2 separate regions of the Mus musculus genome follow, and region 1 is linked to region 2. Evidence: chromatin contacts called from ENCODE Hi-C data. All regions are on one chromosome and are shown on one strand. Each heading gives the region's core, a stretch centred on a gene start or an enhancer-like site at or near the end of the contact. The rest is flanking DNA. Distances are from core to core; before and after follow the strand shown.

Region 1 (7,008 bases), core at 1,994-4,493, 1.6 Mb before region 2:
TGTGTCTGTGTACGAATGAAGAACTTCTGAATTACTGATATAAAATGTTTAGTAAAAGAGCTCCAAATATTAGTTTCTATATTTAAAAAAGAAAAAAAGCTACTCAACTCATAAAAATTTAAAAACTAGGTAAGTTTAGTATGTAAGATTCACAGTGGATTTTTTTTAAAGGCAAGTGATTACAGTTAAAATAGTACTTGATTCTCAACACTCAAATGTATGTACAACTTTCATTCAAACATATACATACTAAACAGAATGACATCTAAATTGTTCAAATCATAAAATGTTTCTTTGGTTAGGTAAAGAGACCACATTAAAATTTAAACACTATGAAAAATCAGAATAGCATAAAAGTCATAAAAGAAAAAAACAAAACAAAAAACTTGGTACACTACTGAAAGAAACCACCATACCAAACTTTCAGCTTCATTAGAACATGTAACAATTTTTAACTTGTTATAATACATACCCATACTTCATTCTCATTCTATCATTTTCTGGATTACAATAAAATCTTTCCAAGTGCTCCTGAGAATCATTGGAAACACTCTGCCACTTCTGAGTGGTTGTCCTTTTGATCTGCCAATGATAGGGCAATACGGTGTGATGTTTCAAACAATCCCTGCCATAAATGCAAGTGCCTTGCAGAAAGTCCATACAAATTTCAATTCCATTCTCTTGGTGAGTATGGTACTGTAGCTGGTTTACAAGTTCAAACACAAGCTCAAGGGAAGCTTCCTCACTTTTGTCTTGGAAGAGCTCAGTACTCAACTTATCACTGGTATCCAAAATGTACTGGATTGTAAAACTATTGTCTTGGAAAGCTCCTGGTACATAATCCATAACTTTATCTACGCAGTCAGGACTTGTAGGAACATCACCTGAAACAGGATGCAAAAGGTCAGTTTGGAAGTGTCCTGTTGTAGAATCTGCCACTGTCCCACTGATGGTTTCTGGTGGAAAACTGTGGTCTTGGATTGGAACCCCCTGTTCTGGAGCATCTGTAGAAGGATGCGCTTCTGGTAATTGGCCCTCAACATTTGTCCCATCAGGAATCAGGACAGGCATACTGTTTTCTGCTGGTGGACACGATGGGTTGATTTCCAGGGGTTTTTTCACTATATGTTCATGTAAGCTGCTCTCATCTCTGTTTTGGTCTCTAGCTCTAAAAACTCCATCAAGTGAGCCAGATTCTAGCAAAGTATTTAATATTGGCCTCAAGGATCTCAGGGTTCCAGTTCCCAATCTTTTTTGTTCCTGTTTTTTCTTAAAACACGTTTTCAATGGAGAGATCTTCTCAGAAATTCTCATTTGGCATGAAAAGTCATCAGAAGGAGAAGGAGGCTGTACTACACAGTCTGGCTCAGGTTCAGTGGTTTCCACTTCCATGATGTGATTAACTCCCAACTGTGCCTCAGTATCTACAAATCCTACCAGGAAAGGAAGAAAGATGATCATTTAAAAACTGACAACTGAACCCATTCATTCATTAAAACATTTTGCGTTAGTCTATGGTTAACTATCTGCAATCACTGCTTGCATTATAGTTAGCTCTTACAGGTCAATTTTCTTTTTTTAAACTGAGAAATGAAGATTCAAAAGCTATGCAAAAATCTGCATAATAGTAGATAATAGTAGATGAGAATGTATTTTTCAATACTTATGTATTGACTTAATAATTGATAAACACACACACAGAGGAGGGGGAGACAGAGCAAGTGCTGTGTGATTCTACTGGGGTATGACTTTATTTTGTAAGATAGAAATAACTGTCTTTTTCTAGAAGATGAAGCAGGGAAACCACATCTCTTGCTTAGCTTTGTGGTTCCCTTTACAGTTGTTTATGATCTGTCCCATGAGTTTGCAAAAAACAAAATTCACTGGGAGGAAAGTTCATCAAAAGGATAAACTTAAAAGGTTAAAAAGTGAAAGAACTAGTGTGTGTGTGTATGTGTGTAAGGATAGACACAGAAGCTTTCAAGTGAATTGTGATACAAGAGAAAGCCAGAAGCCTGCTAATGTTTTTACATTCTGAAAGTTCTAGTATTTAATTATTGAATGTTAAAGATTTCTAAATTTTTAAAAAATTCCTGAAGGAATATCAGGATATGCCTAACTTCAACAACCACTGTACCGTGCCTTAGAAACTTAATACAGCACGATTATACAAAGGGTCCTTGTCTTTAGAAAAGTTACACTTATCCACTTTAAAAAAAAAAAACAAATGAAAGTATATTATAACCAAAAAAATACAAATATTAAAAAACACCAAATTTCAGAATCTGAATTTTTTTTCCTTTCAAGAACCAGATCCTTTAAAATGACTGAGATTTCCAGGTATTTACTGAGATTGTTCCAGATGAGAAGGGACAGTGATGAGCAATTAATGGTCTTTTTTCTTGTCCAATAGACTGAAAGAACTCCTTGATGTAAGAACCTATGATTTAATCAAGCATGCATTAGGAGTCCAGTATAGTACCTAGCACTGTTCACCACTGAGGATGTCTGTATTTTGTGGCTGAATTACTTTAGAAAAGGCACACATTAGATGCTTTGTTCTTGGTTGAAGGTCAAAACCCAAAATGGTAAGACTTCGTGCTTTAAAAAACGAATATAAAGATCTAGGAGGGATTTATAAGTCTATGTATACAAAAGTGCTGAATAATCAAAACTCAGAAAAACACAAGGCATGGAACAAAGTGCTAGTCTAAGTACAAAAGAGATTTATTTATTTTAAATAAATAAATATTTGAGTTCAGTATGAGCTGGCATTGTTAGAGAAAGCCTCACGAAGGAGGGATCTGACATGAGACATAAATAACTGGAAAGCAGCCAAGCCAGGCGTTATTATTCATCATTCGGTGCTCTTGCCTCAAGGCTCAGTTGGCACAGATTGTGGTATTCCCTCTCCGTATCTAACCCGCCTGTGCCTTCCCCTACGCACGCACACTATCCCCTCCTATCACACCAATCCAGGCAAAATACTAAAGCGATTTTATTTATACTTCTGCACACGCACATGCACGCACGCACGCACGCACACACACACTCGCACGCACACAACTTTTCCTCTTACTGCCCCTCCACCAAACTCGGAAACTCAACTAGGAAGCAGAGGAGTGGAGTGCGGAAGCCACCAGTTCCTCAATTAGTTTGCATAACAGAAAAATAAAAAGATTGGAAGGTCGTTTCCTCCGGTCGCCCGCAGCGGGCAACCCAATCGCGCCACCCTTCACCTCGTGACGCCCCGGTCGTCTGGCACCACGAGCTGGTCACACCTTCCATGGAAACCGCCGGCTCCAAACAGCCAAGGAGTGAGACGCCCGGGTCCGAGCGACGCCTCCTGCCGGCCGCGCTCCGCGCAGCCACGACCTCCCGCCGCGCCCGTTCCACCGGGCTCCGCACTTCGCCGAGAGGGTGAGCATCCCCGCCCTCACCTTGTCCTCAGGGACCCGGGCGCCCCCTCACTCCCGGCCCACCTTCCTCAGGACCCGACCTCCCCGCCTCCCCGAAGCCACTCAAGGCGAGTCCACAATGAATTCCCCCCCACCCCGGCCCTGCCTCCTTCCCGAGGACCGGCTGGCGAGTCCCGGAGCTTGCAGGGCCGAGCCGCAGCGGACACTCCGGGTGGCGGGGAAAAGGAAGGGGAACCGGTGCGGCACTCAAAGTTAACTCGAACACAGCCTGCAAACTTCTGGGCTGCAGCCCGGAACGCGCGCCGGCCGGAACGCTCCCGCAGCGCCGAGCCCTCCCGCAGGGGCTGCCCCGGCTGCAACCCCCCGAGAGGAGTCGCGGGCGGCCCCGCAAGCCCTGCGGCGCCAGTCCATCTATCCACCTGCCCAGCTCCCGGCGCTGAACCCGATCCCACCCCGCCACCGACGGACGCGAGCGCATTCAGCTCTCCCGGGCAGTCTAGGGATCCGCCGCTGTCCCGACGGGGACTCGGGGCGGCGAGGCTGGCGCCCGCCATCCCGCTGGGGGTCCCTCCGCCGCTCGCTGCCCACCCCCCAGCCCCTTTTACCTCAGGCAAGCCGCCCTTCGAACGCAGCCCAGGCGCGGCGTGGAGGGCCGCCTCTGCGCCAGCGGTCCGAGCCGAGGACGAGGGCCGGTGTCTAGGGGTCGTGGGCGGCCGACGCGGCGAGCGGCGCGCGGGCCATTCCGCGGACCTGAGCGCTGAAAGCCGCAACTGCTCTCGAGGCTCCAGCTCGCTCGCCTGTCAGCTCCAGCTCTGCTTTAAGTGGCTTCCGGTCTCCTCCCCCGGGCCGGCTCGTCTTCGGGGAGGGAGGAGCTTCGGGGCCGAGAGGGGGTGGGGTGGGGTGAGGGGGCCGGGCGATCAGTGAGTGCCGGGAAGCTGGGGCCCCGCCTCCCGTGCGCGTGCTCCGGACGGAGGGGCGCGCGGCGGCTCGGCGCTCCGGGGAGGAGGAGGAGGAGGGAGGGGAGTGTCCGCTCGCGAGCGGCCGAGGGTCCCCGAGGCTCTGACGGTTCGCGAGGCCGGGGAGGCTACCTCCCACCCCCCGTGAGCCTGCGAGGAGAGGAGGCGCGCGCCGCGTGGGGCGGACTCCACCTGCCTGCGGACAGATGCAGGGTCACCGTGTTCCGCGGACACCCGGGCACGCGATGTGAGAGAGGCTGTGAGACGGAACGGCCGGTTTCGGTGCGGTTGCCTTTGTTTATCTGCCTCCTTTCAAGACGCCTCCAGATCCCGAGGGGGAAGCGAGTGGCCGCCTCCGCCGCTGCCTCCAGACGGGGTCGCCGGCCCCGCGCCGTACGGGCGGGAAGGCTGAGCCCGCCCCGCCGCCTGTTCCCGGACAGCCTCCGCTAGGGGAAGCCAATGTTAGGGTTTTGACAATAGAGATGCCTATGCGCGTGTTTTGCAGCCCACGGATCACGTAGTGACTAATTCATTTAACAAGTCAGAGCGCCTCTTCCGCGCCGAGCGTGTACTAGGTTTAGAACTACGACCTTCATCACCCAGACCCCACGCCCTGCACTCATAGAGACTTAGGGAACCGAGAGTTAACCTCAAAAATATACATGAAACTGGCATCTGGATTGTAACTTCATGTATTCAATAGCTTTTTGTTGTTGTTGTTTTTTTAGTTGGAAATAAACATTAAATTTGTATAATCCGAATTTAAGAAAAAAAATTAAAAGATCGTACTTATTCAAAAAAAAAAAAAAGGGGATCCTGGAAAAACAGGCTAAGCAGAGGCTGTGGTTCCCAAGTTTTATGGCACTGCTAACCCAGATTAATGATCACCCAGCAGTGTTGTTTCAAATTGCATCAAGTAAAGGCCCTCAGACTAAAGTGGAAAGGTTGGGACAGAATTCAAAGACTAGTATATAAGCAAAATTAAACTATTTTTAAAAAACTATAATAAGATTGCAGTATTTCCAACGTTTTAAAACTGTCCCAACTTTACCTACTAACTTAATGATTACCAAAAATATTTGCAAAAACAATGTTTTAAGTAAATTTATGGTTTTATGTTGGGTTGCATCCAAACTTAATCCTGGGACACACACATGCAGCCCTCATGTCTCCGGTTGAACATACTATATTTGGGGTTAAATCTATCATTTTACTACGTATTTTTTTCTCTCATCTATTTTGTTTGTTCAATTTGCTTTCGTGCTACTTTTAAAATTCCATTCTCTTCCAACAATTTTTTTATACATTCTTTATACTTTCAGTACTGTTTCAGTTACTGCTATGTACAAATCACCCCCAAATATAGCTATTTAAAACCATAACTGATTTGTTCATGATCCCGGGCTCTTTGCTCAGGAATTCCACCAGGACAGAGTGCCAGTAGCTCATCTGTACAGCTTGAAGGCTGGGCCTGCCTAGTCTAACTGAAATCTCTTAGGACACAAGGTCGAAGCTAGTGTCTCAGCACAAATGAGCTGACAATGATGTAGAAAATGCAAAGATGGAATCTAAGAATGCTGGAGAAGCCAGGTGGTGGTGGTGCACGCCTTTAATCCCAGCCCTTGGGAGGCAGAGGCAGGAGGATTTCTGAGTTCCAGGCCAGCCTGGTCTACAGAGTGAGTCCCAGGACAGCCAGGGCTACACAGAGAAACCCTGTCTTGGAAAAAAAAGAAGGCTTGTTGGTCTGTTTTCTTGTGTGTGGCTTCTCTACCTGGCTGATATGGGCTTCCTCATAAAATGATAATCTGGATTACAAAATGGGGGCATTCCAAAAAAACAAGGCTCAATAAGCAAGCAGTATAATTGATTACTAATATGTCACTGACCCAAGCAAGTCACATGACCAAGTTGAGCATCTAAGTGAGAAGGGTTTTTTGTTTTTTTTTTTTTTTTTTTTTTTTAGTTTTTCGAGACAGGGTTTCTCTTTATAGCCCTGGCTGTCCTGGAACTCACTCTGTAGACAAGGCTGGCCTCGAACTCAGAAATCCACCTGCCTCTGCCTCCCGAGTGCTGAGATTAAAGGCGTGTGCCACCACGCCCAGCTGGGGGAAGGTATTTTATATAAAAGGCTATAGATCACTTAAGGGTAACTTATCCTAATTCAATTAAGAGCTGATAATTAAATGTAATTCCAGAGCTAGTTTAAATATTGGTTTCTAGAACCCTGAAACTCATACTCTTAAAAAAAAAAAGTTGGAGGTGGGAGGGTTGGAGAGATGGCTCAGTCAGTACTTAAGAGCACTGGATGCTGTGTCCGAGAGGACCTATGTGCAGTTCTCAACAGCCACATGGCAGCTAACAACGATTTCCAGGGAATCTGATGCCCTCTTCTGACCTCCATGGGTATTAGGCACAAACATAAGTACCGACATGTAGGAAATACCATACATATAAAATTAAGGACTTTTAAATTTGGAATATGAAAGTTTAAAATTATAGAATGCTCTGTGAATTGTTATGTCATTCTTGCACAGGGTCCATGCTAATCTTTTCTTAGTATACATGCTGCTGATGTGAGCACAGACTCACACACTTGATCAGAAGGACCAGTAACATCATGAGGGCCCTTAGAG
Region 2 (6,597 bases), core at 232-2,731:
AAAAAAAAAAAAAAAAAAAAAAAAAAAAAAAAAGAAAAGAAAAGAAAAGAAAAGAAAATCAGAAACAAAAAGGAGAGATAGTCCATCCCTTAATCTCAGCGTTCAGGAGTAAGAGGCAGGTGGATCTCTGTAAGATCAAGTCCAGCCCGGTCTACAGAGTGAGTTTCATGCCAGTAAGGACCATACAGTAAGATCCTGTTGAAAAAAATAGAGACTTTTGGTCTCACATAGATAACACTATAAACTGTTTTCCACTCCAATTTTTGAGACAGAGACTTGCTATATATCCATGGATGGCCAGGAACTCGTTTTATAGACTAGTCTGGATTACAAGCATGCACCACCACAACCAACTCTGTTCCTCTCTTTAACAAAGATTAGAAGACTTCATGGTCACTGTGTTCTTTCATTGAAGTATATCAGACTAGGTGTGGTGGCTCATGTATAGAATCCTAGGACTCTAGAAGTTAAGGCAGGAGTATGGCCATAAGTTTGAGACCAGCCTGGGTACATATGCTAGCTTATGTAACCCAGGACTCAGTATCAATACAATGAAAATGAAAGACGAATAATAATAATAATAATAATAATAATAATAAGCAAAGTCTCACATTTCTATGACCATACAAGAGCTGGAGAGAAGGGGGAGGAGAGGAAAAGGAAGGACCCAGGGAGAAATGAGAAGAGAACATGGGAAATTAGCTAAGTGGTTAATAAGCTGTAGAAATCAGAAAAGTGGGAAGGCAGCAAATCCACAAGGGAATTTATGGTTTGTTTTTGTTTTTAATGAAGAAAGCATGTACTATTACACTTGAAATGGCATTTGAAAAACTGGCCAATTATGAATCCAATAAAATTCTTGGAAAACTTATTTCTTTGTTATCACTGAAATACTAAATCTAGTATCTCAACATTTCAAGCTCTAAGAGCTTCCAACGATTCACCAAAACTCGAAGAAGTGCGTCGTTATGCACTTAAAATGCATAACCATGGATGACATGAAAGGAGAAAGGTGGTTTCGAGACGTTTCCATTGGCAAAAAAATAAGATGCAGCAGACTGAAATTTACCTCCTTCACTCTGTGTATCTAGCGTTCCCCTACATTTCTTCCTTGACATTGGGGGAAATGGACAGCCTTATTCGTTCTGTGTATTAGGTAGGAGTGTTTCCATTTAGTCGGGCATAAAGGACCCACAACCTGACACCAAAGCTTAGTAACTGCAGGTTCACAAAGCAGCATTATTACCCAACTACAAGCCTGGAAGTTATGTACTGAATTAAATAAGTACAAACTCGCCTACAGACCTTGTGCAATGTTATCACCAAGGCCTAGGCCAATCCAGAAAACCCGCGCTCACGTGGCGACGAGGGCCCAATGGCCGAGGCACACGAGTTCCATGCAAGCGCATGCGCAAACGGAACCGGGTTTGTTAAGACGTTCCGTCCTGGACGCTCGGTACGCTGGCGTTATTCCTCCCTCGGGGTTAGAATCGAGGGAATTAATGGTTCCTAGCAAACGTTGCTCGCGGTCGCCGCCACCGGAACTTGTTCTGATTCGCTGGCTCCGTCGGGAGGCACGGAACCCATTTTGGCAGGGAACCACTTCCCGAAGCGCGAGGCAGGAAGTTATCCTTTACCTCTGGTGTCTACTGAGGAGGGTGCCCGCTGCAGTGTCAGCTGGTGGACGGGCAAGAGAGCGTTCGAGTCCCCGCTGCAGTTAAGAGCCAGACTCCGTCGCAGCGCCACGGCACGCTCCGCCAGCCTCAAGCCGGGTGCGGCTGCACGGGGAGCTCTTGCCGGCTCCCTGAAGTCGCTCCTGTGGGCAGCGACCCAGGCTTCGCCTGGGCCACCTGCCAGGGATCTGGCTCCCTGCTGCAAAACAGCGACCAGTCTCTCCGCGTCCGCCCTCCCGGCGTTGAACCACCGTGACCCGGGTCCAGAGAGACTGCCTTGGACCTGGGACTAGACTGATCAAAACGCCAGCCTCAGGCCCCCACACACCGGGCTCTGCGTCGTCTCTGATATGTCACCGACCATCTCCCACAAGGACAGCAGTCGGCAGCGGCGGTCAGGCATGTTTAGCCACGCTCTGGATATGAAGAGTGGCCCGCTGCCACCGGGCGGCTGGGATGACAGTCGCCGAGACTCGGTGGGCGGGGAGGGGGACCGGGAAGTTCTTCTAGGTGATGCCGGCCCTGGTGACTTACCTAAAGCCCCGCGGAGCTATAGATCCGAACTAAGTAGCATTTTGTTACTACTCTTTCTTTACGTGCTTCAGGGCATTCCCTTAGGCCTGGCGGGGAGCATCCCCCTCATTTTGCAAAGCAAAAATGTTAGCTATACAGATCAGGCTTTCTTCAGTTTTGTCTTCTGGCCATTCAGTCTTAAGTTGCTCTGGGCTCCCTTGGTTGATGCCGTCTACTTTAAGAACTTTGGTCGTCGCAAGTCCTGGCTTGTCCCTACTCAGTATACACTAGGAATCTTCATGATATATTTATCCACTCAAGTGGACCGTTTGCTCGGAAATATTGATGGCAGAACACCGGATGTAGTTGCTCTCACTGTGACATTCTTCTTGTTTGAATTCCTGGCTGCCACACAGGACATCGCTGTGGATGGTTGGGCATTAACTATGTTATCCCGGGAAAACGTGGGCTATGCTTCGACATGCAATTCTGTGGGCCAAACAGCTGGCTACTTTTTGGGCAATGTTTTATTTTTGGCTCTTGAATCTGCTGACTTTTGTAACAAATACTTGCGGTTTCAGCCTCAACCCAGGGGAATCGTTACCCTTTCAGGTAGTGTACTTAAAACTATTATACTGTTAGGTTTATTTTATGCTTATGAATGCTTTTGATGAAACATCAGATGGGAGCTCTCATTTGTTTGCATACATTTTTTACTTTTAATGATGCACAAGATATTTTACTTCATTTCCCTTTCAAATTAACACAATATTGGATTCCATTATGAGATTTTCATACTTTGCTCACAATCACTTCCATAACACAGCCTTGTTCTCTACATCTACCTCCTAGTCGTCTTCCTTTAAACAGTTCACACACACATTTTTCTTTTCCTTCCAGATTCTTTCTAGAAGAGAAACCATTTGATGTTTGTCCTTCTGCTTGCTTTTGAATTTTTTCTGAATTCTGTTTACAGGATTTTTAAAAGGCTCTATATATCCAGCTTGAGACACAGTCCTGCTTCACCCTCCCGAGTGCTAATATTACAAGCATGTGCCACTACAGCTGGCTTTTTAAATTTTACTGGGAACTTATATGATAGATACCTAAGTATGTTTTCTGTTTTATTAAAGTGTGCTTCTTTCAAGTATTCCTTATGTCAGCCTATTAACACAGTCATATTGATCAGTACTCTTTAGTGAATAGGAAAAAAGCAACCGATAGAATCACAAAATTTCTGAATTAAAGATCCATGGACATTTGCCTGACACAGAAGTATACATTTTAAAATGTGGGTCATATGGTTCACATTTTTTCTTTTGTGTTTTGGTGAATGTTTTCTTGCTTTTCAATCTTTTTCCACCTTTATTTCACAAGTAGTCCCCATTTACCCATCTACTGAATGGGAAGAGTATTTAATATAAGCATTCTGGAATTGGCTAAGTGGCAGGATTCTGAGGACCTACTGCAAATAAAGACTGTCTGTGCAAACTAGGAACAGTAGAGATGAACATTGCTGAGGCCCAGAATAGCCGGCCAGTGACCATGGTAGAGATAACAGTTGACTTTATTATTAGTTAAACCTTTATGTAAGCTGGTGTGATTTTTTTTTCTTTTTATTTATTTATTTTTGGTATAACTGGAATTTGAACTTTGTTCTCCAGAAGATTCTAAAATAGCTTACTTTAATTAATTTCTATCCATAGTTGACTTATGATTTAGTCTAAAACATTTTAAGTTAAAGAGTTTTTAATTTTAATGCTTACACATAACCACATTACTAGTTTTGAGGTTTCTGTAATTTGGTAATAACATAACTATATTCTGTGTATTCTGTTTCTGTTTGTGTGTTCCTGGTTCTGGGAAATGAACCTAGTACTTCTACATAAAAGGGAAGCCATCTTCTACTGTGCTAAGTCTCAATCCCATTATTAACCAGTGGGACTTTTTCCTTTTTTTCCTCTCTCAGTGCTAGGAATCTATTATTGACCTTTGTCTAGCCCCTAGTTTTCAACAAGAGTCTAGACTGGTCTTAGACTTCTATTCCCTAAGGACACATATAGTTAATTATGTACACCACCATGCCCAGTTTAACTACCTAGTGGTTCTGAGGAATTTAAAGAATGTGGAATCATAAGGAAATATCGTTGCCTAGGTAGTTAAAGAGAAGATAAAAACAGTATCTAGAAAATCTGTGTATTGGAAACCGTAACTTGAAACAAAGAAAACAGCCAAGGGTTTGAGGATGGTTCTGCTGATAAAAGGTCTTGTTGCTCTTGCAGACGTTTTAAGTTTGGTTCCCAGCACTCATATGGTGGCTTACATCCTTCTGTAACTACAGTTTTAGGGGATTTAGTACCCTCTTCTGGCCTCCACAGACACCAAGAATGCAGAGTGCATGTACTTACATTCAGGCAGAATACTAGTACACATGAACATAAACCTTTTAAAAACATTGTAATTCTGTAATTAATTATGGATACTACAGAAGGAATATACTGAGGAATGGTTTGGACATTTAAAAAGCAGTGCTCTATAGACAGCAAATTGAGAACAGGAAGATGGGATGAGATAAGATCTGGAGGAAACAACCTTGGTTATATTGACTGCTTTTTTATAGCTTCATAACAGTTCTGAACCTTTTCTCTCATTCCATTTGTTTTCCAAGAACCTCTAGAGGCAAAGACAGACCCTTAAACAGCGAGGAGTAAGTAATGAACAGGACAGAAGGATGACAGATGTGGCTTTTCCTTCTCTATAATGAGAAGAATGTTGTCAAGAGGCTATTTACAGATAGATGGGCCAGGCAGTGGTGGTGCACACCTTTGATCCTAGCACGAGGGAGGCAGAGGCAGGCGGATTTCTGAGTTGGAGGCCAGCCTGGTCTACAGAGTGAGTTCCAGGACAGCCAGGGCTACACAGAGAAACCCTGTTTAGAAAGAAAGAAAGAGAGAGAGAGAGAAAGAAAAGGAAAGAAAGAAATGAAGGAAGAAAGAAAGAAAAGGAAGGAAGGAAAGAAAGAGATAGATGGACTTGGAGTTAGGTATTTGTAACTGTTAATATGATATTTTGTCTATAGTTGGTAAGAAGTTAGTGGAATCCTCAAGGAAAACCTTAAGATGGAATTATCTTAATATAAGGCTTTTTTTTATGGGACAAATATAACATTGTGATTCCCAAGTTATCTGAAAGCATCACCCACTTTTAGAATGCCTGATTCTTAGTAATGATAGGTTAAAGTTTTAATTTTTTAACTGACTTAGGCTGAGCCACCATGTCAGTTCTGTACGCTTAATTGCTGAGCTACCTTTCCAGCCCCTGTGTGACTTTGAAATTTGTTTTAAAATGAGTATGCATATATAGGAGTCGATCAGAGAAAAAGAGGGTATATTTCTTTGGAAAAAAATGTAATGGATATAAATCCTATATCTACTGGTAAAGCACTATTTATAAGATAAGCATTTTGAACAGGGAAGAAAGCAGACCAATATTTCCTTAATAATAAATTTGTCTTATAGTACTCATTACCTTTTTATGAAACAAATGCTTTTTAGAATTTAAGCAAGCTGAATTGGTTCATTACTAAATAGGTAAGTCATAAGTTGTTTGTATGTTTTTCTAATATTGGCTATACTACATCCTTTAGCACTCATGCGAGGCTTAAAGGATTACACTGGGAGAAAGCTCCGCACCTGAAAAGGGCTTGCACCACAAGCCCAAGACCTGATTTCAATTGCTGGAACCCACAGTGGAAGGAGAGAGCCTACTCCCCCAAACAATAATAAACAAAATATTACCTTTCCTTCAGTCATACGGGGAGAAGTTAGGTGACCATTGATGGGTGGTAAAGCTTTTTTCTAATACTAGGAGTTAAAAATGGAAAAGTTTATGGTTTAACTTTTTTTTCTTTTTTTTTTTTTTTTGGTTTTTCAAGACAGGGTTTCTCTGTAGCCCTGGCTGTCCTGGAACTCACTTTGTAGACCAGGCTGGCCTCGAACTCAGAAATCCACCAGCCTCTGCCTCCCAAGTGCTGGGATTAAAGGCATGCGCCACCACGCCCGGCTATGGTTTAACATTTTAAGAGTAAGATTTATCTTAGAAAATTTAAAACATGGGTTTGGTTTGTTTTGATTTTGGTTTTTACCTTAAAACTCAACTTTTGGGTTTGAGAGATGAGTCAAGTTAAGGGCTCAATACTGCTCTTGTAGAGTACTAAAGTTACGGTCTCCGTACCCATGTTGGATTGTCCACAAACACCTGTAATTCCATCTTCTGGAGATCTGGTGTCTGTGGTTGGCCTAGGCCCCTGCACACGCATACAAACACCCACTCACCCTTACACATAATTCAAAGTAAACTTTAAAACATTTTCAACTTTTAGGGAGGCACTAGAGAGCTAGGTCAGCAGCTC

What was found. Hi-C counts contacts between places; a loop is a spot of excess contacts on that map.
Region 1: a map of v-Abl transformed pro-B cells shows a loop between it and region 2 (4-fold over the local background). The contact joins the promoter of 4931440P22Rik here to the promoter of Slc33a1 in region 2. A Hi-C loop is called at or near these places in 2 of 37 maps with a recorded cell type or tissue (regulatory T cell and v-Abl transformed pro-B cells).

What each region holds. Positions count from the first base shown.
Region 1 is chr3:65,525,649-65,532,656 of GRCm38, reverse strand. It overlaps 4931440P22Rik (RIKEN cDNA 4931440P22 gene), which reads left to right and starts at 3,243. Exons shown (of 2, transcript NR_027955.1): 1 at 3,243-3,420; 2 at 3,492-5,174. It overlaps Tiparp (TCDD-inducible poly(ADP-ribose) polymerase), which reads right to left and starts at 4,210. Exons shown (of 6, transcript NM_178892.5): 1 at 4,025-4,210; 2 at 473-1,433. The coding sequence starts at 1,392. It also overlaps the pseudogene Gm22279.
Region 2 is chr3:63,959,617-63,966,213 of GRCm38, reverse strand. Slc33a1 (solute carrier family 33 (acetyl-CoA transporter), member 1) reads left to right here and starts at 1,481. Exons shown (of 6, transcript NM_015728.5): 1 at 1,481-2,798. The coding sequence starts at 2,024. It also overlaps a transcript of Gmps not described here.